2 separate regions of the Homo sapiens genome follow, and region 2 is linked to region 1. The links are chromatin contacts, found by Hi-C or POLR2A ChIA-PET in ENCODE. All regions are on one chromosome and are shown on one strand. The core of a region is the stretch at or near the end of the contact, and the rest is flanking DNA. Distances in the headings are between cores, read along the strand shown.

Region 1 (5,258 bases), core at 2,759-5,258:
TTTTTGATAGAGACGGGGTTTCACCATTTTGGCCAGGCTAGTTGCATTTTTAAACTTTTAAATCTGAAAAGTGTCTTGCTCTGTTGCCCAGGCTGGAGTGCAGTGGTGCAATCTCCGCTTCTGGGTTCAAACCATTCTCCTGCCTCAGCCTCCTGAGTAGCTGGGATTACAGGCGCATGCCACCATGCCTGGCTAATTTTTGTATTTTTAGTAGAAATGGGGTTTCGTCTGTTGGCCAGGCTGGTCTTGAAGTCTTAATGTCAGGTGATTCGCCCGCCTTGGCCCCCCAAAGTGCTGGGATTACAGGTGTGAGCCACTGCGCCTAGCCGATATTATCTTCTGAGCCCCAACACTAGGAAAACAGCTTCTCTCCTCCTCTCCTTACTCCTCATAAGTAAATAAACGCAAGAATCTTCACCAAAAGATCTTTAGTCATACAAAAATGAAGTGTCAGATACTTTTTAAATATAACTTATTTACAGGGCTATGCTTATATAAATTGCTTTAACAGTCATTAGAGCATTATATGGGCTGAGAACATATTTTTAATATATTATTAAAACAATGGGTCTGGCATGGTGGCTCTTGCCTGTAATCCCAGCACTTTGGGAAGCCGAGGCAGAAGAATCACTTGAGACCAGGAGTTCAAGACCAGCCTATAGTGAGACTCTGTCTTTACAAACAAAAAACAAACAAAAATGATTATGTATGTTAATAATGCCTTAATAAATCTGATTTAGACAAAAAATGACTAACATTTGCTTAGTGCTTTGTAGAGACAACATTGTATAAAGAGCATTACATGCATTATTTTATTTAATAGAAAATCTCTGGCTGGGCACAGTGGCTCACGCCTGTAATCCCAGCACTTTGGGAGGCTGAGGTGGGCAGATCACTTGAGGTCAGGAGTTCAAGACCAGCCTGGCCAACATGGTGAAACGCTGTCTCTACTAAAAATGCAAAAATTAGCCAGGCATGGTGGCTGACGCCTGTAATCTCAGCTACTTGGGAGGCTGAGGCAGGAGAATGACTTGAATCTGGGAGGCAGAGGTTGCACTGAGCCAAGATCACGCCATTGCACACCAGCCTGAGCGACAAGAGTGAAACTCTATCTCAAAACAAAACAAAACAAAACAAAAGGAAAGAAAATTTCTGTAAAAGGGAAACTAAAACTTCCCCACCTCAGCCTCCAAAGTAGCTGCTACTACAGGTGCACGTCACCACACCTAGCTAATGTTCTAATCTTTTGTAGAGACAGAGACTCACCATGTTGCCCAGGCTAGTCCCGTACTCCAGGCACCAAACAATCCTCCTGCCTTGGTGTCTCAACATGCTAGGGGCCATAGGCATGAGCCACCTTGCCCAGTCAGCTCCTAAGAACTTAAGCTAAGTGCCCAATATCACATGCTTGGTAAGATGCAGAACTCAAACCTCCATGACTAATTCTGGAGCCCTGGTCTTAACCAGTGTGCTGTCCCTGTGAAAGTACATGTCTTGGCTAGGTGCAGTGGCTCACACCTGTAATCCCTGTACTTTGGGAGACTGAGGCGGGAGGGTGGCTTGAGACCAGGAGTTTTGAGACCAGCGTGGGCAACATAACAAAGTCCCATCTTCACAAAAAGAAAAATCTTAAAAATAAGCCTGGTATGGATGTGTGAACATATAGTCCCAGATGCTTGGGAGGCTGAAGAGGGAGGATTGTTTGAGCCCAGGAGGTTGAGGCTGCAGTGAGCTATGATAGCGCCCCTGTGCTCCAGCCTGGTTAACAGAGTGAGATCCTGTGTCGAAAACAACAACAGAAAAGCATGTCTTGACATAATAATGAAATGAAATGTGTGAACCTTGATTGGATTCTGGTTACTGAAAAAGAAAAAACAGCAGCTGGGCCAGGCACAGTGGTGTATGCCTGTTATCCAAGCTACTTGGGAGGCTGAGGTGGGAGGATTGCTTGAACTCAGGAGTGTGAATCCAGCCTGGGCAACATAGCAAGACTCCATCTCAAAAACAAAACAAAACAAAATAAAACAAAAAAAGCAGCTAAAAAAGACATTTTGGAAACAACTTAGAAAATTTTTGCCATAGATTGGTTATTAGTAAACATGGAATTACTATTAGTTGTGTGTAATATTGATATTGTGGTTATGAAAGAAAATATAAAATATCCTTATTTTAGGCAACAAAGTATCTAGGAATGAAGCTTCATATTGTCTTCAATTTACTTTCAAGTAGTTCAGTTAAAAAATGGCCAGGCACGGTGGCTCACACCTGTAATCCCAGCACTTTGGGAGGCCAAGGCAGGCGGATCACAAGGTCAGGAGATCGAGACCATCCTGGCTAACACAGTGAAACCCCGTCTCTACTAAAAATACAAAAATTAGCTGGGTGTGGTGGCGGGCGCCTGTAGTCCCAGACCCTGGGGAGCCTGAGGCAGGAGAATGGCGTGAACCCGGGACGCGGAGCTTGCAGTGAGCCGAGATCGCGCCACTGCACTCCATCCAGCCTGGCGACAGAGCGGGACTCCATCTCAAAAAAAAAAAAAAAAAAAAAAGTATGTGAACACACACACCCACACACAGAGCAACCAAGACAAAAAATGAACAACTAATGAATCAAGTGTGAGGGGTACATGGATGTTCATTGTATTAATCTTTCAACATTTCTGTAGGCTTGAAAATTTTCAAAATAAAATGCAGAGAAGAAAATTTGCACGTCTAGAAAAGGCTTGTGATAAATAATTCATAGAATCTCAGGATTATGAGACCAGCCTGGGCAACATAGTGAGACCTTGTCTCTACGAGAAAAAAAAGAAAAAGAAAAAAGAAGATCACGTGGAGTCTTACACCATCTCTTCCTTCACTAACATTTGCGTAGTTTTATCTCACACATCCTAAACTGGATCACACTATACTCAATGTACAAATAAGCATTAGAATGTATGAAAGTGGGCAAGACGCGGTGGCTAAACTTGTAATCCCAGCACTTTGGGAGGCCGAGGCGGGCGAGTCACCTGACCTCAGGAGTTCCAGACCAGCCTGACCAACATGGCTAAACCCTGTCTCTACTAAAATACAAAAATAGCCAGGCTTGGTGGCACGCGCCTGTAATCCTAGCTACTCAGGGGGCTGAGGCAGGAGAATGGCTTGAACCTGGGAGCCGAGATTGCACCACTGCATTCCAGCCTGGGCGACAGAGCGAGACTCCGTCTCCGCCGCCCCACCAAAAAAATGTATGAGTGTATATATTCTAACTGATATCAAAGTTCTCTCCGGGAGCTGGTAACAGAAAATTTCTTTCCTTGTTTGCTTACATTTTTACAATCATGAGCTTTTTAGAAAATGTCATTGAAGTTTTTTCTCTTTTTGAAATTCAATTTTAAAAGAAACAAGGGCCCAGTGGCTCACGCCTGTAATCTCAGTACTTTGAGAGGCTGAGGTGGGAGAACTGGCCAGGAGGCCAAGAATTCGAGGCTGCAGTGAGCCGAGGTCGTGCTAGGGCACTCCAGCGTGGGCGACAGAGCGAGACTCTGTCTTAATAAACGAACGCCGTAAGCATTCCGAACTGCTTTGTTTCCCATTGGAGAAATCTGTAAATATGTCATGGAAATTGGAATCTTTATTCTGCTCCTGTCCCTCTGCTGGCGGAGTAGGATTTTACCGCTGGTTCTACCTAGGCGTAGAGCTGTGTCTGCAAACAACCAGGCAAGACCGAAAAAAGTTAATGTTCTTAAAATATGCAAGTGGAGCCCGAAAATAGTTAAATTCTTGGACTAGGAAGGCATCCTTAAATGCTCAAGTCTCTGGGTAAGAGCGCACCGAGGGGCTGCGGCCAGAAGCCCCAGGAACCGAGGTGGTTCAGGCGGTAGCCACCGCCCACAGTCCAGGTCTTCTGGGCCGGCACACCCCTCCCACCATCTCAGCCAATCGGAGCTAAGGGGGCGGGGATCGGGCCAGCCGGAGGCGGGGCGGACGCAGGAGGGGGTGTGTCTGGGGAGGGGCCTGGCAGGTCCCAGAAGGTGGCGAGTTTCGCGGCCAGAGGCTTACAGGTCCAGGTGGAGAGGCCGGGCTGGCCAGGGCTTCGGCCTCCGGCGTCGGGAAATGGCGGCGGGGGGCAGGATGGAGGACGTGAGTGCACGGAGGCGGCGGGCGGTTGGCCCCGGAATCCGCTTTTTCTTGTGCCGGGGCGCACGGGGCGGAGACTCAGAGAGGGAAGCCACCCTTGGCGACTGCGGCCGCGGCCGAAGGGGGCGCCGCCTGTGCCCGGGGAGGCCTGGGCGCGGGGCTTTGGGAGGGCTCCAGGCGGCTGTGGGATCCGCGACACGTTGGCTCCGGGCTAATTTTCCCAGTGGAGGCTGGGGTGGGCTCCTGGGCGGTGGGCGCGCGGCCCCCGGGGGTCCCAGGCTGGCGCCCAGCCCACGTGCGGGGTACGTCTTTGATCCCGGAACTGGCAGCTTCACGTGATGCGCGCCTGGCCTGACAGCCCTTCCTCCCCGCGAGTCTCCGGGAGCCGGGCCGATGGGTTCCGCTCGGACGTCCCAGGGGCACAGGGGGCGAATCTCCCTTCCTGGTGAGGTCCCTTGCCTTGGCTCTAGAGGCTGTGGACTTGGAGTGACAACGACGCTCGGGCCGGGCGCCAGCGTCCCGCAGACCTGTCGCTATCATGGCCTGGAAACCCACACGAGAGAAAAAGTGTCATGTGTTGTTTTGAATCTAGCATGGTAGGAATACAAAGGTTTTTAAATCTTTGATAGATTCAAACCAGATTACCAAAACAAAAACAAAAACAAAAAAACAAAAAACCAGTGGCCTAGTTTACAGCGTGTATAGTACAGAATGGTAGCATAATTACAAAAATCTTATTTCTTTGCTTCAGTATCGTAAGGTGTTTTTAGGAGAAACATGTATGTATGCTGAGAGTTAACTGGATTTTCCACTGGCAAGTAATAAAATTTTTGCTCTTGAGAAATGCAAAGTTGACAGTTACTGTAAAGCACTAATTTGGGTTAATAAATTAGTAGGAATATTACTGTGATCCTATCACTGAATGAACTGCATCAGGAAAAGGAAGAGAAACATGAAACAGTTCCAGCATTACGGTAGCTTAGATTCTTGTGCAGTAACCAGTTAAATAATCTTGATGAAATAAAGACCAAACAATTTCTAATGAAACTAAAATTTTCTATTTTTTCCAGTTGAGAAAATGGAAAATTAACTGTAAGACCTGTAAGTAGATTTGAGACTCATATATATTTAAAGCAAAAT
Region 2 (5,393 bases), core at 2,315-4,814, 33 kb after region 1:
AGAGACTGTTCTTCCTGACCTTGACCCTTTTCATATTTCATCTTGTTCCCCCTGAGCACTGAAGAGTTTACCTAATATTGCTCTCTTATGACTTAATGGAAAGCTTTTTAAAATGTATTCCCTTCACCTCATGGGGTTAACTTTGGGGCAATGAAATTCAGTTTATGCCGGACGTGGTGGCTCACGCCTGTAATCCCAGTACTTTGTGAGGCCGAGGCGGGTGCATCACCTGAGGTCAGAAGTTCAGACCAGCCTGGTCAGCATGGTGAAACCCTGTCTCTACTGAGTATACAAAAATTAGCCGGGCGTGGTGGTGCGCACCTGTAATCCCAGCTACTCAGGAGGCTGAGGCAGGAGAATCGCTTGGACCCGGGAGGCAGAGGTTGCAGTGAGCCGAGATCACGCCATTGCACTCCAGCCTGGGCAACGAGAGTGAAACTTTGTTCCAAAAAAAAAAAAATTCAGTTTATATTCCTCTTTTACTTTTAAAATTTGTATGGAATGCTTCTTTGAAAATGCATCTCAGTTTGAAAATTTGAATCAACTTCCAATGAAAGAAGGTAAATCTAGCCACACGTTTATCCCTTCACCCTCCCCAGATCCTTCCAAAAGGATAGTGAAGGATTAAAAAAGACCAACCTACCCACACTAGCAGAAAAACTGGAGGAGAAAGGGACCATCGATGGTTGAGTGATTTCTGAAAATGTGTGGGCTACAGAATACAGATGAAGGAGCGGTAGACAATACCACAGGGCAGAGAGGCTACATTTAGAGGACACGGGGAGAAATAAAGCCAAGGAGGCAGCCACTCTTTTTGTGTAGCCCCAGAGAGACTTGGAACTCAGAAATGAACAGGATGCCCAGGAGTGGAACATAGGGCAGGGAACAGGGATGTTAATTGAAAGTCTACTGTATATAGACGATGTCCAGGTCTGGGTGTGGTGGCTTAGGCCTGTATTCCCAGCACGTTGGGAGGCTGAGGCGGGTGGATCACTTGAGGTCAGGAGTTTAAGACCAGCCTGGTCAACGTGCTGAAACCCCATCTCTACTAAAAATATAAAAATTAGCTGGGTGTGGTGGTGCACGCCTGTAGTCCCAGCTACTCGGGAGGGTGAGGCAGGAGAATCGCGGGAACCCTGGAGGCGGAGGTTGCTGTGAGCCGAGATCATGCCACTGCACTCCAGCCTGGGCAATGGAGTGAGACTCTGTGTTGAAAAAAAAAAAAAAAAAGAAGATGGTCAGTCATGGTGGCTCACGCCTGTAATCCCAGCACTATAGGAGGCCAAGGAGGGTGGATCACTTGAGGTCAGCAGTTTGAGACCAGCCTGGTCAACATGGTGAAACCCCGTCTCTACTAAAAATACAAAAATTAGCCGGGCATGGTGGTACATGCCTGTAATCCTAGAGGCTGAGGCAGAAGAATAGCTTGAACCGGGGAGGCAGAGGTTGCAGTGAGCCGAGATTGCGCCATTGCACTCCAGCCTGGGCCACAGAGCAAGACTCGGTCTCTGCCGGACACGGTGGCTCACGCCTGTAATCCCAGCACTTTGGGAGGCCGAGGCGGGTGGATCATGGGGTCAGGATATCGAGACCATCCTGGCTAATATGGTGAAACCCCATCTCTACTGAAAAATACAAAAAAAAAAAAATTAGCCGGGCGTGATGATGGGCGCTTATAGTCCCAGCTACTCAGGAGGCTGAGGCAGGAGAATGGCATGAACCCATGAGGCGGAGTTTGCAGTGAGCTGAGATCGCACCACTGTGCTCCAGCCTGGGCAACAGAGCAAGTTTCCGTCTCAAAAAAAAAAAAATAGAGACTCGGTCTCAAAAAAAAAAAAGTCAGTATATACAAGAGTTGACTCTACTCAGAGCATATCCCTTCTCAGTTCCATCAAGATAACTTGAAAACCTTTATATAAAGAGTATTTTTTCAGTGAATAGCCCAGCTCAGAAAAAAAAAAAAAGAGTGGGAGGTTCCTAGGTGGTTTATACATATTAAGTGCTAAATGTTTGTTGTTGTGTTAACCTCTGAAGACCAGAGAGTTTAGGTAACTTATTAAGTTCACACAGTCTGTGGGTGACAAAGTCAGGATTAGAATTCAGATAGTCTTTTTCCGAATATACTTATAAATAATAGCATATTCAAAGTTTTTTTCATGTTATGCTTATAAATAATGTGGTTATTGGCTGGGCGCGGTGGCTCACACCTGTAATCCCAGCACTTTGGGAAGCTGAGGCGGGCAGATCACCTGAGGTCAGGAGTTTGAAACCAGCCTGGCCAACATGGTAAAACCCTGTCTCTACTAAAAATACAAAAATTAGCTGGGCATGGTGGCAGGCGCCTGTAATCTCAGCTACTTGGGAGGCTGAGGCAGGAGAATCGCTTAAACCCAGGAGGTGCAGGTTGCAGTGAGCAGAGATCATGCCACTGCACTCCAGCCTGGGCAACAGAGCTAGACTCTGTCTCAAAAAATAATAATAATAGTAATGTGGTTACATAGCCCATTCCTGTAACCACATTATTTATAAGCATAACTATTTATTTCTAAGAATAAATCTTTTTTGTTCACATGGGACCATTCCCATGTGATATTTTTCATGCTGAATTTCTCACTTACCATCCCTTGAAATAGTTCCCTTTTAGCACATATAGAATATCTGAGTAAAACACATCCAATAACATTTTATTTCTTGAATAGGCAATTTTTAGTCAACATTAAAATTCATCTGGCATATTATTGTCATTATCATTATCATCATCACTATTCCTAGTACTAATATCTTAAATTAGTGGAAGGAAATTAAAAACACTTTATAGCTATTACTTCTGAGCAGTGAGACCGAAGTGGGTTGGGGCAGTAGTGTAGGAAGGAGTTAGATTTTTTTTGTTTGTTTTATATACTTATATAATATTTTTATTTGTGTCAGGTGCAAAAAGATACATTTTTGTGGTATGGGAGAAAAAAGGAGAAATGCAAAAATAAACAAATGCCATACATTTAAAAAATTGTTTCCCATGGTCAGAGTAGTCTATTTTAATCGTCATCTGATTATTGAATGAATTTTGCCTTTATTTATCTTTAAACGCCATTTAAGTTGATTACTTATACTCAATTATCTTACTCTAACAAATTAGGATCCTTCTTAAATAAAGCAATGATGGCCTTTTTTAAAACATAGAGGTGTGAAAGTTTATAGCATTTTAAATTTATTTCAAGAGTAGAAGTTACTAAAATGATTTATGAAAATAATCTTATTTGGCAATATTACCCTGGCTTCTGACATCTAAGAAAAGGTGGCAAATACAATATGCTTTACTAAAAACTAGTAGGTACTCATTTGCAAAGACACTAATGAGTATTGGTGAATATGTGTAACCCATTTATATCTTGATTACTTGCAGAACTATTTCAAGCCTAGAAGAAATTGTTGAAAAGCAAGGAGACACCATTGAATACCTGAAGCGACACAATGCGCTGCTGAGTAAGCGATTGTTGGCTCTCACTTCCTCAGACCTGGGCTGTCAGCCAAGTAGAACGTGAGAGGCTCACGGTCATGACAGCAATTGCAGAGGAACCCAGAGTAATTGAGACTGACTGACCACCTGACAAGCTGCCACGGGGAACTGCAGCTTTTGCTGAATAGCATTTTACAGTGTTTGTTGGAAACCTGAATTTGGTTCTGACTTCTGTGGCTGTTTAAAATATAGGGCTTGTGGGTCACTTGAAAAGTACCTGTAGAAGCCCGGATAACTTGAGGGGAATGTCTGTTTGTACTTTTGGAAATTATTTAACTGCTTGGTTTATCCTAGGATCAGAGGCTAAACAACTCCATAGTCAACACTTTTCCACCTGACATTAGAACCCTGTAATGATTTCATTATGGATAGGGGAAGTCTAACAAGACAATCGATTTTAAACAGGGTTTTAATCAAATAAGTTCTTCCCACTTTTAAGCTGATGAAAGAAGTCATTATTTCTTGTGAATATTTTTTCCTGGAGAGCCTTATCATGTATTTTATATGCTTATGTGGTGTTGGATGACATCATGGACCATATAGCTTTTATAGAGAATTTTTCTCACCATAGGACTGAGGTCTCACCAGGTGATCTACTATGCAAATTCCTACAGTTTTCTATTCTTAAGAAATAAGGGCTGGGCACGGCGGATCATGAGGTCAGGAAATTGAGACCATCCTGGCTAACACGGTGAAACCCTGTCTCTACTAAAAATACAAAAAAAATTAGCCGAGCATGGTGGCGGGCACCTGTAGTCCCAGCCACCTGGGAGGCTGAGGCAGGAGAATGGTGTGGACCCAGGAGGCGGAGCTTGCAGTGAGCCGAGATCACGCCACTGCACTCCAGCCTGGGCGACAGAGCGAGACTCCGTCTCAAAAAAACAAAAAAGAAAAAGAAAAGAAATAAGATATGATGATTGATTACTTGGACCAGTGTTAGACCGACCTGTGTTAGACGAACCTGTGTTGCCTATTATATTGGCAGCACCTTCCATTAGCAATAGCTGAAAAATTCAGAGAAGAATTTAGAACTTTCACTTTATTTTTGCCATTCTTCAAGAAGTTGCTGTATATTTCAGTCTGGTTATACCTTCAATTGATCAATAACTTCAATTATAGGAAAGGCATCTTCTATAATTTTAAATTACTGTAAAAAAAAGATACCTTTTAAAGCCTTGGATTATACTTAAAAATTGTAATGGAAGAAATGCATATTAAGTTATATGCAGATATTAAACATATCTGATTCTGAAGATAAAACTGAAGTATTTTTCAGAGCAAATGGCATTATTTCTCCATTTTTCCTAGTATGCCCCTTTAATTTGTCAGTTTGCTGTTAGCACTGTTATATGCTGCCTTAGAAAGACTTTTGGTTGAAGGCTGAATATGAGGGGAGGGGATATTTATGACTGTGTTAATCTTTTTTGATCATTAGCTGAATATTCAATATTTGATATGTAACCATATAGGGATGTGTTCGATATAACTATATAGGCAAGGGATATATTGATTTGGCCACATCTATTTGACTTATGGAGGGCAAATACCTGTTTCTTTTAGATACAGCCATTGCCGGGGCATTCTAAAAGTTTTCTACTAAGATAAAGATGATTGTGTATGGCTGGGAGCAGTTGCTCATGCCTGTAATCTTAGTACTTTGGGAGGCTGAGGCAGGAGGATCACTCAAGGCCAGGAGTTTGAGACCAGCCTGGGCAACAATGAGACACTGTCTCTCAAAAAAAAAAAAAAAAGATCGTGTGTCACCTGCACACAACATTCACAAACTAAAGCCAAATTGTATTTTTAAAATTTCCTTTCTCCCTTCCGTTTTTTTTTGTTTTTTGGGGGTTTTTTTTTTTGTTGTTGTTTTTGAGAC

The links. Hi-C counts contacts between places; a loop is a spot of excess contacts on that map. ChIA-PET counts read pairs that join two places held with the same protein, here RNA polymerase II (POLR2A). Pooled maps may share reads with other maps.
Region 2: a map of gastrocnemius medialis shows a loop between it and region 1 (4-fold over the local background). The contact joins the enhancer-like site here to the promoter of TMEM192 in region 1. A Hi-C loop is called at or near these places in 1 of 168 maps with a recorded cell type or tissue (gastrocnemius medialis) and 1 of 50 pooled maps. POLR2A ChIA-PET finds 5 or more read pairs at or near these places in 6 of 52 experiments (BJ, Caco-2, MCF 10A and 3 more).

What each region holds. Positions count from the first base shown.
Region 1 is chr4:165,111,610-165,116,867 of GRCh38, reverse strand. TMEM192 (transmembrane protein 192) reads left to right here and starts at 4,008. Exons shown (of 6, transcript NM_001100389.2): 1 at 4,008-4,121. The coding sequence starts at 4,095. RefSeq lists enhancers at 3,653-3,712, 4,493-4,732 and silencers at 3,836-4,034, 4,203-4,462.
Region 2 is chr4:165,077,807-165,083,199 of GRCh38, reverse strand. It overlaps TMEM192 (transmembrane protein 192), which reads left to right. Exons shown (of 6, transcript NM_001100389.2): 6 at 3,404-5,393. The coding sequence ends at 3,542. Among named protein-coding and RNA genes, the nearest start is that of TRIM75, 27 kb to the right of the region's middle. Within about 2 kb of position 3,564, at least 2 of the 41 ENCODE cell types and tissues checked have a DNase peak (open chromatin) inside an H3K27ac peak, as active enhancers do.